Regions from separate parts of the Homo sapiens genome. Here region 2 is linked to region 1. Evidence: chromatin contacts called from ENCODE Hi-C or POLR2A ChIA-PET data. All regions are on one chromosome and are shown on one strand. The core of a region is the stretch at or near the end of the contact, and the rest is flanking DNA. Distances in the headings are between cores, read along the strand shown. Region 1 overlaps RPTOR (regulatory associated protein of MTOR complex 1). Region 2 holds the start of FAAP100 (FA core complex associated protein 100).

Evidence for each region. Hi-C counts contacts between places; a loop is a spot of excess contacts on that map. ChIA-PET counts read pairs that join two places held with the same protein, here RNA polymerase II (POLR2A). Pooled maps may share reads with other maps.
Region 2: a loop to region 1 is called in a pooled map, with 3 times the contacts of the local background. The contact joins the promoter of FAAP100 here to the enhancer-like site in region 1. A Hi-C loop is called at or near these places in 1 of 50 pooled maps. POLR2A ChIA-PET finds 5 or more read pairs at or near these places in 2 of 52 experiments (Panc1 and activated T-cell).

The regions. Positions count from the first base shown.
Region 1 is chr17:80,831,825-80,838,373 of GRCh38, forward strand. It overlaps RPTOR (regulatory associated protein of MTOR complex 1), which reads left to right. Exons shown (of 34, transcript NM_020761.3): 10 at 6,098-6,173. Among named protein-coding and RNA genes, the nearest start is that of CHMP6, 160 kb to the right of the region's middle. RefSeq lists enhancers at 22-794, 1,261-1,570, 2,340-3,111 and a silencer at 1,399-1,615. Within about 2 kb of position 1,452, at least 41 of the 41 ENCODE cell types and tissues checked have a DNase peak (open chromatin) inside an H3K27ac peak, as active enhancers do; they include Panc1, where a contact is called at or near this core.
Region 2 is chr17:81,551,100-81,557,672 of GRCh38, forward strand. FAAP100 (FA core complex associated protein 100) reads right to left here and starts at 1,254. Exons shown (of 9, transcript NM_025161.6): 1 at 1,067-1,254; 2 at 829-953; 3 at 1-104. The coding sequence starts at 1,231. LOC124904085 (a long non-coding RNA gene) reads left to right here and starts at 1,260. Exons shown (of 2, transcript XR_007065947.1): 1 at 1,260-1,407; 2 at 1,943-6,220. NPLOC4 (NPL4 homolog, ubiquitin recognition factor) reads right to left here. Exons shown (of 17, transcript NM_017921.4): 17 at 5,788-6,573. RefSeq lists silencers at 821-920, 981-1,220, 1,361-1,520, 2,101-2,180, 2,191-2,260 and enhancers at 1,661-1,780, 2,310-2,885.

The DNA of each region.
Region 1 (6,549 bases), core at 202-2,701:
CCCTGTGTGTCACTGTGTATCCCTGTGTGTGCCTGTATGTCACCGTGTATCCCTGTGTATCACTGTGCACACAGTAAAATTTAACAAGAAGCCAGTCCATTCCACCATGTTACCATGTTGCAGATTTAGGGAGGCGTAACCACACAGACTTGGTACTGGTCTTGATTGTGGAGGGCCTTTATGCTGAGCCAGAGATGAGGAAGATGTTGGTGCCTGGCTATAAGGGCTTGAGCCAGGTGGATACGGAGGGCATGCAGCCAACACCGCTCTTGAGACACCGGCTGGGTTAGTGTGGAAAAACTCCATTGAATGGTTTGCCTTTCTCCCTGGAGGTAGTTAGGTGTACTAGTTGAAACACCCATTCATTGGGAACCCGTGATCCAGGGGCTTTACAAATGGGCATGTGTGAGCATAGGCAGCATAGGCTGCCGTGGCCCCAGGTGTCAGGGTGCAGGCGGCTCCTGTCTTGGAGGCTTCCATCCCCCGTGGAAGCTCGTGCTGGCCACTGGAGCAACATTCCCGCAGGTGGGAAGGCCGCGAGGAGTGGACGAGGCAGCTCAGGCCTGGGGGACAGACTTGGAGCTCACATGCCCATCGCCCCCCTGTCCTGTGGCAGTGTCTGGTCCAGCCTCATCCAGGGAGGGAGGGAATGTGGCCTCCACCTTGAGTGGCATGTCCCAGCTCCAATGCTGTTCCTTAACAAGGGCAGGGAGGGAGGCACAAAGGAGTGAGGAGTGGTTTCAGACGCTCAGACGGAGAACATTCGGCTCAGAAACAGAATCGTGCTCTCCTCTGTTACTAGATTTTGCCAACTGCAACTGAGGACTGAGCTGCTGTGGAGGTGGGCTCCTCACCATGGGAGCATCACCGGGGGCTCTGCAGGGCTGTCTGCCACGAAAACAATGCCCAGAGCTCTCTCCTCCCCTCATCAATAGACCAAAGTGTGTACATCCCCAGGGAGCACACAGGAAAGATAGCAGAAAAGAGCATTTGGAATAAATAATGTACAATCTAGCTATTATACTCCTTGGGTGGTGATGGAGAGGTTGAATTTTTAGCAAGAGGAAAGAGGGAACAAAGCCTAACAAACATTGAGGTTAAAACATGAAGTCATCTGCATTTACACTTTGCTTCAGGCCGCGGCAGTAATGAATACTCAGAGCCGGCTTTCTGTTTAATGTTTGATGCAAAGTCACCGGGGAGTCATTCTCCTTCACTTTCAATTTCAGGGGTCCTGAAACCCTGCGTTTCTCTGCGGTAATAACCCGTGCTTTCCGTTCCCGGGGCGGGCGCGCTCTGACTGATCAGCGCAGATGGAGGCTGTGCGGACTTGGACTTGGACGGTTTTCCTCCAGCCCACCTCCTGGGCACCCGCCATCTCAGGGCTGTTTCCTGAAAACCCAGCTCTTGCCTGGATGACATGTTTTCCAGGCGAGTGACTCATCAGAACAGCCAACAGCTTAGAAAGTCCCTCTGCCCCCAGCTGCTGGGGGGGAGGAGCCCACGATGCAGATGAGCTGGTCACAGCTAATCACAGCCTCCTCCCCTCAGATCTGCACTCCAGCACTCCAGCCCTGCTTCTCCAGGCAGCTTGATCGCAGGCTGTGGGAAGTGCTAATCCAGACACCTTCCCGGTCCCCTCCCACCTTCTGCTGTCGTGTGCTGCCAAACCTCACAGGGCTGGCTGCTGCCGCCGAAGCCCACCACCATGGCCTCTCGTGTGTACGTAGGACCCACTTTCCCACTTGTCTTTAGCTGGGAATCCCAAATTAGAGCTGCAAGTGTGTGTTGATTTTACCGTAGAAAATGCAGCCAGTTTTAATCAACAGATAAATGTTCATTAGAGAATACCGTTGTTCTGCTGTTTAAAAGGTTGCCGTGCAGGCCGGGTGCAATGGCTCACGCCTGTAATCCCAGCACTTTGGGAGGCCACGGCAGGCAGATCACCTGAGGTCAGGAGTTCGAGACCCGCCTGACCAACATGGTGAAACCCCGTCTCTACTAAAAATACAAAAATTAGCCAGGCGTGTGGCACATTCCTGTAATCCCAGCTACTCAGGAGACCGAGGCAGGAGAATCACTTGAACCCGGGAGGCGGAGGTTGCAGTGAGCCAAGATCGCACCACTGCGCTCCAGCATAGGTGACAGAGTGAGACTCCGTCTCAAAAAACAAAACAAAACAAAAGGTTGCCATGCGATTTTAGAATTTAATGGGTAATCTGGCCCTGTAATTTGGTTAAATAAATAAATAAATAAACCACCCACGGCCCCGAGAGGGCCTCTGGCTTGCTCAGCAGGCGGTGCCAGGGTGCAAGCTCCTCCCAGTACCTCCGTCTTCCCTGCCTTGCTCTGAGTGGGGCTGTCCTTCGGGCCCAGGCCGAGCTGTGGCTTGAGGTTCAGGGCCGCTTCACTGTGTGCTGATAATCGGGTTCCAGCGCTTGTCTTTCAGCGGTTTGTAGGCGTTCTTTTACATCCTTTCTTCTCATTAGTACTTGAACAAAGTTATTTTCCTCCTCTCATGTAGACAGCTCTGCCTCGAGTCCACAGCCCTGGGTAGCCGGACGGCCCCGAGCAGCCTCCGTGCATCGTCTGGGCGCCGAGCCACAGCCCTTCCTCCTGGGCTTTGTGTCATCCCCGCAGCCTCCTGAGCCTCTGTGCATCAGTGAAACCAGAACCATCTGGGGCTGCTTTTCTGGTCTGAAATGTGGAGCTGGGTCAGTCCCCGCCTCCCACCCCGGGGCTGGATCCAAGTGGGCCCCCAGCCTTTTAGGAGCACATGTCCCACTGCAGCAACATGGGTCACGTGTCCGAGAGAGATTGTCACCCGTGGCTCTGACACAGCTTTGCTGGGCGGCATCCTGTCCGGTGTGCTGAGCGATGTCTCCAGTGCAGTTCAGGCCTTCAACACCAAGCGAGGGCCTTGGAGAACGTGCGAATAGGCTTTCCGGGAGGCATGGTTCCAAAGGCGCCTTGCCCAGCACTGACCGAGGCCACACCAGGTGCCACGCTGGTCTGCTCGGCCCACGGCCCGGACACCCTCTCTGCCCTCCTCTCGCCTCCACCTCCCCTAACTTGCACACACTTTCTTCTAACTCCTGAAGCAGAAACTTTTTATTTGATTAAATTCGAGGAATCTTTATAGAGTTTAATTGCAATAATTGACTTTGCTTCTGTCTTAACAAAGAGTAAAATCTCCCTCAATGCTGCTGAATACCATTTGCCTGCAGCTGGGGATTTACTGGGCATATGGGAGCTATTTATTGCACGTACTTTGAGGCCTTTTGATTATCTCCTGATTGCTTCTTAACTCTGTTGGCAGGGGAAGGGCATGTTTGTGCAAAGAGGGCCAGTCTTGGGAAAATTGAAATATATTTCATATATTTGAAAGTGAAAAATTGCTCTTTAGTCCCTTTGTTCATCTTAAACTTTTACTTTTTTTTCTGGATTTTAACATTTTTCATTCTCATTTTGGTCCTTTACTAAGACATTGAGAAAATATGCCCTTTGACACGGCAGCACGGAGTGTCATTAACCTAAAAAATAACACAGAGTCCTCGAGTCTCTTAGAAAATTACCCAGGAGAAGAGAGCGCAGTGCTAGAAGCAGAATCCAGTATACTGATCATCACTCGGTTTCCACAAGGAACATATTTCTAGCAGAAAGGGAGAGTAGGGCTGAAGGGATTGCTGTCCTTCCTCCATCCCTACGACGAAGGTTGAGTGTCCCTAATTCAAAAATCCAAAATGTTCCAAAATCCGAAACTCTGTGAGGGCCACCACGCTGCCACAGGTGGACAGTTCCCCTCCCGACCTTGCGGGCGCAAACTTTGTTTCATGCACAAAATTGTGTAAAATTCGCTTCAGGCTGTGTGTGTAAGAGGTATATGAAACATACATGGAGTTTACTCTTAGACTTGGGTCCCATCCCCTGATATCTCATTATGTATATGCAAATATTCCAAAACCTGAAAATATCGGAAACCCAAAACACTTCCGGTCCCAGGCATTTTAGAGAAGAGATACTCAACCTGTATCCGCGGAGATCAAGACTGTGTTCTGTGGCTGTGCTGAGAGCGAGGTGATGATTCACTTCCAGTTGAGAGTTCATGTTGGATGTTGTGGCGGGGCCACAGCAGCTGCCTCCGACTGACCCCTGCTTTGTGTCAGCCGCTCTACGAGGACGCTGTGAGGGAGGCATGATCATAAGCCCATTTCACAGATGGTGAAACGGATCCTAGAGAGAGAGCCACGCGCCCAGAGCCCCAGAGCCACACGCTGAATTTCACCAAGCAGCCTCCCACACGGGCTCCCTGGTCAGGCCCTCATCCTCCGGGCGAGGCAGCGAGGCAGGCAGGTCAGCCGCTCCCTGGGCCGGAGCTAGTGGGTAGCAGAGCTGGGAGCAGAGCCCAGGCTCATGGCTCCCGGTCAGATCTTTTCTTCCCTCTCTCCTTCTCGAAAGTCACACGGGGCTGCTCATGCACAGAGGGTGCTTTCCTGCTCGCCCTCACTCTCATTTAGCCAATGCATATTGAAAGCCTGCTATGTGCCTGGCACTGGGAAAGAAGTTGGGTACGGCTGGATGCCAGGGCACCTGCAGGATGTCTGTAATTCAGCGTGTGGCTCTGCGGCCTTGGGCGCGTGGCTGTCTCTCTAGGGTGAAACAGTCTCATGATCATGTCTCCCTCACAGTGTCCTTGTAGAGCAGCTGACACAAAGCAGGGGTCGGTCAGAGGCAGCTGCTGTCCCTCTGCCACAGGGCTAGAGATGTCAGAGGTGCTGGGGTGTGCCAGGCCTGGGGTACCACGAGAAGGCCAGAGCCACAGAAAGGCTTAGGGGGGCTGTGTTAGAGCCTCCGAGAAAGCTCACAGGGCAGCTGGCCTGGAGGGAGGTGCCGGCAGAGGGGCCCATTGGGAGGGGGCTGTTAGGACAACACCGAGGCTCTGACAAGGCCATGTCAGGAAAGTGGCGATGGTGGCTGGGGGTGCCCCATAAGGCTGTTGCCTACACCTGGGAATCCCAGGAACTGGCCTGGAGGTGTGAGGTCCAATTCAGACTGCCGGCTGTTCCTACAGTAGAATTGGGGTGTGGAGCTCTGGGGAGAGGTGTGAGGCTATTTTAAATAGCGTCTGGGGGTGTCGGTGAGCAGGTGGCATTGGGCGCCCTGAGCAAGGATGAGAGCAGGCAGGGAAAGGGCTGTGGAAGCTGCAGCAGTGCGGCCCTGAAGGACGGGGTCGGGAGCCCGGGGAGGAGGCTGTCTCACGTTCACCGTGACGGGAAGGAGGCCGGAGGAGAAAGCCTCATAATGTCCAAGGGGGAGAACTCAAGAGGGACAGTGTGGTCGGTTACTGTGACAAGGGGTCTCGACAGGGGAAGCACATCACCGGGGTCATCTGTGGAGCCACTGTGGCTTGGGGGGAGCAGCTCTATGCATGGTAGGAGACCCCAGACTGCAGGGTGCCTGGTGAGACCCACAGGGAGGCAGCAGGAACTGACTGAGCAGGTGGCTGTCCACACCAGGGAGCAGCAGGGGGGAGGCAAGGGAGGGACAGGGAGGGGCCTGACGGCACCATCACAGCGCAGAGCTCAGCCCTGACCGCCAGGACTCCTTTCCCTGACTGCATGCCGACCCCTCCTGATGAGGCACTTTGGGCCTGGCCCTGGTGTCTCTCCCGCGTCCCTCCAGGACGCTGCCCCATCAGAGCCTGCGCAGGGACCACAGCTGCTTAGAACACGTGGGCTGCCAGTACATGGGTTCAAGTCACAGTCAGAAGCCACAGCAGAAAATGGGAAGCATTCCTTTATTTTTCCAGGCTTTTTTTCTTATTTTATTTTAAAGAGAAAAAATGTGACAAAATGGTGAGGATGCTGGCAGCGCCAGCGTTCCCGGCCTGCACTCTCTCCTGGCCTCCCCTCGGACGTCTTCTGCAGCCCAAATCTGAACAGCAGTGAAACCGTAAACATGCCCCCCACCAGCTGCCGTGGCCTCCGCCCAGACCCTTGCTGCCCAGGCTCAGCCGGCTCCTCCTGTGCCCTGTGAAGTGGCCTCGTGTGGAAGCCCGTCCATAATGCTCAGTGGATTTCCTCTGTTCTCTCCGCAGGCAAGCCTGGGACCTGGCTGTTGACATCTGTCTGTCTCAGCTGCCGACGATCATCGAGGAAGGCACTGCGTTTCGGGTGAGTCCCTCCAAGGGCACCCTGTGCATCCGCGGCGGCAGCCACTTCTCTGGGCACCTGGACTGCAAAGCCCCCAGACTGGGGGTGGTGCCCAGGACTCTCGGGTGTCAGATTTTGTTCACCTGCCTGGAAAAAATGTAGTTGCCAGAGTTTAAAACATCGAGTCAACCAGGGTTTAAAGTTAAACTTTGAAAGAATCAACTTTTAAAACAGTCCTATCTCAAAATTTTGCTATTACAGATCTACTTTTCTTAATGCGGACTCACTCCCTGTGAGTGGTGATCCTGTTACACTTTCTAGCCTTTTCACCACAGACGCGTTGTGGATCTCCCCCAGGCCTCTGACTCTCAGCCCTGTGGGACAGTGACCCACGGGG
Region 2 (6,573 bases), core at 4-2,503, 720 kb after region 1:
CGCACAGCGCAGCATCGGGAAGGATGCAGGCATCGGGGTCCACAGGGATCACGGGGGAAGGCTGGTCACCGTCCTCGCTGTCCCTGTCATCCTGGCTCGTAGACCTTTGAGAACAGGGACGCACTGGTCAGGCCTGGGCAGGGTGGGATTCCCACGTTCTCTTCACAATAACCTGGCATGGAGTAGTCTGGCTCAGGGGTTCCCGCAGTGACCCCCAAGGCCGCTCAGCAGTCCATCTGCCACATGGCCTCCCACCTTCCCCACGAAGGATACTCTTGACAAGAAGTACCAGGCATCCAAAACCAGCGTGAACCGACACCTGTCAGCATAGAACCGTCAGGCTGAGGCCCAGGCTGCAAAGTGCACAGGCTGCCCCCTCTACAGCCTGGGCCGCGGTCAGCAGCTGCTGGCTCTGCACTGAAGACAGGCCTGGCTGCCCGGAGCTCGCTTCCTTCCAACCCAGATGGTGTCCACTGATCACTGACTCGGGGTCACGGTGCCTTTGCTGTCTCCTCCCTCCAATAAAGACCCAACCTCGGGGGCGTGTCTCACCAGACAGCACCGGGCCACCAGGGCCCAAAGGACAGGATCCCGCGCCCCGCCGTGGGCTTAACCATGTGAACCCCACTTACTAAGGACTGTGAGCAAGACACTTGCAGAAAGAGTGCTGGGGGCAGGGGCTCCAGATAATCGGGCAGGGATGGCGGCCGAGGCTTCAGAGCTGGCGGCAGCCCGGGTCCCCAAGCGCGATGAGGTGGGGCTGCTCGCTCTGAAGCAGTCCGGGGGCAGCAGGAGTGTGCGGGAGGGAGGCCGCGGGCCCGCCCTCACCTGCTCCTGCCCGGGTGGTCCAGCGACAGGCAGTAGAGGCCCCTCCGGGCGCACAGCGCGTACAGCAACCTGCGCGGCGCCAGCAGCTCCAGGTGCCACACCTGGTCGGGGAACCGGAACGCCGCCTGCGGACCGGGGCGCGGGTCAGGCCGACGCGACGCGCGGGCCCGCGGTCTTCATTTTCACGCGAACCGCCGCCCCCGCCCGGTCCCTCCCGCCCCCGCGGGCCGGCGCTCACGGTCAGCAGCCCGCCCTCCTGGTCGTACACGTAGACGAGCTCGCTCCCGGTGGACAGGAAGACCTCTGCCTCATGGCACAGCACGCGGGGCTTGCCCGCCGCCAGGCCCCCGAGAGGGCAGCAGAAGCCCGCCAGGTAGCGGACCCGCGGCGCGGCGCCGGCCATCGTGCGCGCGGGCCCGTCAGAGTGAGAAGCCCCGGCCGCGCGGCGGCGGCTCCGCCTCGGAGCGCTTTACGGCAGCCCGCTGTGCGGCGCGACCTCCGCCGTAAAGCGGTCGGCGGTGCCGGGGGCGGGCCGGAAAGGACGCGCTGCAGGGACTCCGGGAGCTGGGGCGGTCGCTGGTACCCACGGGGAGCAGGGGAGCCTTCCTAGGGGCCGCGGCACCGTGCCGCAGGTCGAGGTTGACCCGGCCGGGCTGGTGGGAGCCCTCGGCGGCTTCATGGCCCCGGCTGCTGCACGGGTTCCCCAGGGTGGGGAAGCGGGTCCTGGCCGAGCAGAGGTTGCTCTTGGGCGGGGCGTCTCCCCGGAGCAAGCGCTCAGCTACTCGGGCTTTTGCGTAAACGCCTCGATTCTCTGGGCTCTCGGAGAGCAGCTGGGTCCTGCCGGAGCGCACTCCAGCCGGGGTCGGGGTGGGGCAGCGCCGGCTCTTGTCGTCCTAGGGATGGGTCTCTGCCCTGTGCTCTGCGAGCCGCCCCGGCCGCCCCCGCGTTCAGGGCCCAGCGGAGTGAGCCAGCTTAGGTGGAAGTGCGTCCCTCCCTCCGTGGCTGAACACGTGGGGACAGGGAGTACACCAATGGGGTTTCTGGGTTGGGGGCAGAGGACAAGAAAATGACTGTGAGCCAGGGCAAGATACCTCCACCCTCTCCCTCCTGGCAGCTCTCCACTTCCTCCAGGAGAGAAGTACTGACCAGAGAACGCCCGTGGAGGGGCCTGCAGTACGGACACCTGCTCCATGCCCGGAAGAGAGCGGAAACCAGGCACACCATTCACAAGTAAATGACCAAGGAACCCCGCCCCCGGCCCGCCTCCCTCCGTTTAAGAAGCCAATCTGAAGAGCGCTAAGGCCAGACACCCTCGAGGGAGAATCTAGGGGCAGGGCTGCAAAACTGGGCTTGGAAGTTAGGCAGACATCGTGGAGTCCGGGTGCACCTGCTGGAGCACAAAGCACCACTTGCAGACATCCTGACCGCCCCCCTTTGAGGTTGGGGTGGGGACTGACCCCAAGGCAACGGGGATGTCTGATTCTGAATGTTGGGTTAGACAGACTCAAGTGCGGCACCTGGAGTCAGTTCCTTGCTCCTCTCTTCTCGCCAGGGCTGCTCTGAAGGTGTTTGGGCTGGAAATGCTGTCTTTGATGCTGGGGAGTGGGGAGAGGAGGGCCAGGTGCATCTCATTTGGCCTTCAGAGTCAGGAAGTCAGATGCCGCATCGTTGTGAATTTCCCCACAGGGATCCTCCGCTGGTCTTCTGACCGAATTTCCCCACAGGAATCCGCAGGTCTTCTGACTGCTAGTTTTAACCCTCTGAAGCCTTGTGAGTCACTCGCTCACACACACCAACCCCATCCAGTCCTCCCAGGCCATCTCTTCCATACGGATGGTAACATGCCAAGACTGTCCTAGAGGAAATGATCACGATCACGTGGAGGAGGAAACGGACGTGGGAGAAGGCCCGCCAAACCAGCAGCCTCACCCCGCGGTTTACTCCGCTGCCCACCCCACTCTGCTCCGGGGGCTGGCAGGCTTTTGGCCCCACGCCAAGCCCAGCTCCTATCTGCAACAAGATTTATGATCAGTAGTCATGTGGGGGACCTTAAGCATGGATCCCAGGGGAAAGGGGGTGAGTTAGACACAAGCGAAGGGCTGAAGGCCGGCTCTCCATCAGCTGCTGGGCTGTGCCGTGCCCCACCTGTACTTGGCGAAGAGTGATGAGGGCTGAGGCAGCCTCTCTGTCCGTGGGTGTGGAAGATGCACACACTCCTAGCGGAAGCCTTCGAGACAGCAGCGCAGACCGCTGGACACTGCGTTTCTATGCCCAACTTGGAGGTGTTATCATCTCCCTAAGCACGAAGTATATGAAGGAGTCAATTTAGGTCAGACTGAGGGGAGAAAAACCATGAAGCTTCAGGCTGTGTTGAGGGCGAGGAGGGCTGGGCCTTGAGGGACCTCTCCTCAGAGCAGCACAGCCCAATAAGGAGAACACAGCAGGAAGGTGAGGCAGGGACCCAGGAACCCGACTTCTCCCTTTTTTTTTTTTTGACACACACAGGTTCTCACTGTGTCTCCCAGGCTAGAGTGTAGTGGCACAGTCTCGGCTCACTGCAGCCTCAACACCCCAGGCTCAAGCCAACCTCCTGCCTCAGCCTCCCGAAAAGCTGGACTATAGGTGCACACTACCACGCCAGGCTAATTTTTTGTCTTTTTTAATAGAGACAGGGTTTCGCCATGTTGGCCACGTTGGTCTCGAACCCCGGGCCTGAGTTCTATTTCTAAGCAGTACAATTTGCTTGATTTAATGGGGGAGTGGCATCCAGAACTGTTTTAAATTTTTTAATTTTGGCCAGGCACGGTGGCTCATGCCTGTAATCCCAGCACTTTGGGAGGCCGAGGCGGGCAGGATCACAAGGTCAGGAGATCGAGACCATCCTAGCTAACACAGTGAAACCCCGTCTCTACTAAAAATACAAAAAAATTAGCTGGGCATAGTGGCGGCGCCTGTAGTCCCAGCTACTCGGGAGGCTGAGGCAGGAGGATGGTGTGAACCCGGGAGGCGAGCTTGCAGTGAGCCGAGATCACGCCACTGCACTCCAGCCTGGATGACAGATTAAAAAAAATTTTTTTTTAATTTTTTGAGACAGTCTTTTTTTTTTTTTGAGATGGAGTCTCACTCTGTCGCCCAGGCTGGATGGAGTGCAGTGGTGCCATCTCGGCTCACTGCAAGCTCTGCCTCCCAGGTTCACGCCATTCTCCTGCCTCAGCCTCCCGAGTAGCTGGTATTACAGGCACCTGCCACCATGCACGGTTAATTTTTTTGTATTTTTAGTAGAGACGGGGTTTCATTGTGTTAGCCAGGATGGTCTCCATCTCCTGCCCTCTTGATCCGCCTGCCTCGGCCTTCCAAAGTGCTGGGATTACAGGCATGAGCCACCACGCCTGGCCTATTTTTTGAGACAGAGTCTTACACTGTTCAGGTTGGAGTGCAGTGGCATAAACTCGGCTCACTGCAACCTCTGCCTCCTAGGTTCAAGCAGTTCTCCTACCTTGGCCTCCCAAGTAGCTGGGATTACAGGCGCACACACATCACTACACTGGCTAATTTTTTCTATTTTTTAGTGGAGATTGGGTTTCACCATGTTGACCAGGCTAGTCTTGAATTCCTGACCTCAAGTGATCCACCAGCCTTGGCCTCCCCAAAGTGGTGGGATTGTAGGTGTGAGCTGCCACACCCAGTTTTTTTGTTTTTTTTGTTTGAGACAGTCTTGCTCTGTTGCCCAGGCTGGAGTGTGCAGTGGCACAGTCTCAGCTCACTGCAACCTCTGCCCCCGGGGTTCAAGTGATCCTCCAGCCTGGGCCTCCCAAGTAGCTGAGATTACAAGTGTGCACCACCAGGCCCATCTAGTTTTTGTATTTTTAGTAGAGACAGGGTTTCACCGGGTTGGCCAGAACTTCTGACCTCAGGTGATCCACCTGCCTCGGCCTCCCAGAGTGCTGGGATTACAGGTGTGAGCCACTGCGCCCGGCTTTTATCTTTACATCGAACCAAAGAGGATGCCAAGGATCTTCACTGGCTCTCACATAAGACGGCCATGATCAGGTACTGGCTCACTGCATGGCCCAGGCTGCTGCTTTCTCTGATACAACCTCCCCGAGCCTCCTCACCTCAGCTTTTTAAATTTTTTTTCAGACAGGGTCTCACCCCGTGGCCCAGGCTGGACTTGCGATCACAGCTGGCTGCAGCCTCAACCTCCTGGGCTCAAGCGATCCCAGGAGCTGTGGGTAAATCGAGTGAACTGCACTGTGTTGAAGGTGCAGGATTGGAGTCCGGGTGCTGGGGGACTCACCCTCTCGCTCCTGGAGTCCAGAAGCCAGGACACCTTGGTCACTGTCCTGTGGCCTGCTTCACCCCAGGGCCCTCCTTCAGAAATTAGTTGGAGTTTTTTTTAGTAACTGCTCAAGTCAGCTATGAGTCACTGACCAAAGGACAAAGTGGTGCTGAACAGTGACTGCCAGGCTCCTATCTGAGGCTCAGAGAGCACTTGTTCTAGACGCTTTCTGTTGTCACAGGGAAAGACAGCTCAAGCAGGAACACAGGCAGTGTGTCACCCCCAGGCCTCACTCCTTGCTGCACCTGTGCAGTCTGGCCTTCCTGGGCTTTGTCCTTCACCTGCTGTTTGACCACATGTACCTGTCCACAAAGCAGTGACTGTGGGGCAGTCGCAGGGCTGACAGGTGCGGCAGAGGCAGAAGAGGCACCCAAGGGCGGCGGGGCCGTCAAACACTGACGCACTCTCCTCCTCCCCCAGATGTTAGCACTTTAAGAAACTTATCGAGGAGCCAAGGTTGGGAGGGATCGGCTGGGGAAGTGGGATCCCCACCTTTAAATGGACCATGCACATACACGTAAAACAGTGATATCTTGGAGACAAGTTATCAAATCCCCCCACACTGAGCAGATGCCAGACAACAGTTGAGTGCGCAGGAAGGACACACCAGGACCAGGCAGTTGCTTCAGGCGCTTTTATTAGGTTCCACTGCAGGGCTGGGGTCAATGTAATGCAAATCCAAGCCCAGTGATGCACACCTGTGAGCCGAAACAGAGCCGAAGCAGGAGCACCTGTGTCCCAGGAGCAGCTGGTTGGAGGGAGCCAGGGCCAGGCCCCACCTCCTCTCGGGACCAGGAGACTGGCAGCCGCTGTGTTCACCTGGGCAGGTGTGCACCCAGTCACCCCCACTGGATTATGGTGCTGGTAGCATGAGAGGGTGTGTCCACACCAAGGGCAGGTGAAGATGCGAGGTGGGGCTGAGACCTCCTTCCCACAAGAGGAGGTGGCTGAGCCTCCCAGGGCCTGAACTCTCACAGCAGGGCTCACCCCCAAGCCTGTATGCTTAGCTCTGACTCTCTTTGGACAATAAAATAAAGTGCATTACTGAACAAAGAGTAACTCAAAACCAGAATCAGACAAATCGCCAATGCTTTTCCTTTAGCTAAAAGACAAAAGAAAACATGAATGATGTGAATGCCGGAACTTCAGAGTAAGGGAAATGCTGGTGGAGGACAACGGAAACTATAATAGCGTGGTGGATAAGGACGAGCGAGTGGGAGAGGAACTGGCAACGCGGCTCTCTCTAGAAGTCCGTGCTGTCCAGCCTCTGCCCAGTGGTGGGGGAAGGCCTTGGACTCACAGGGAAGCAATGCAGGAAGCCTTGGCCACCTAGGCTCACAGCTCATCTCAGGACCAGAGGAGACAGCAGAGGACAAAACTTCAGTGTGACAGCTGCTAGGAGGGAG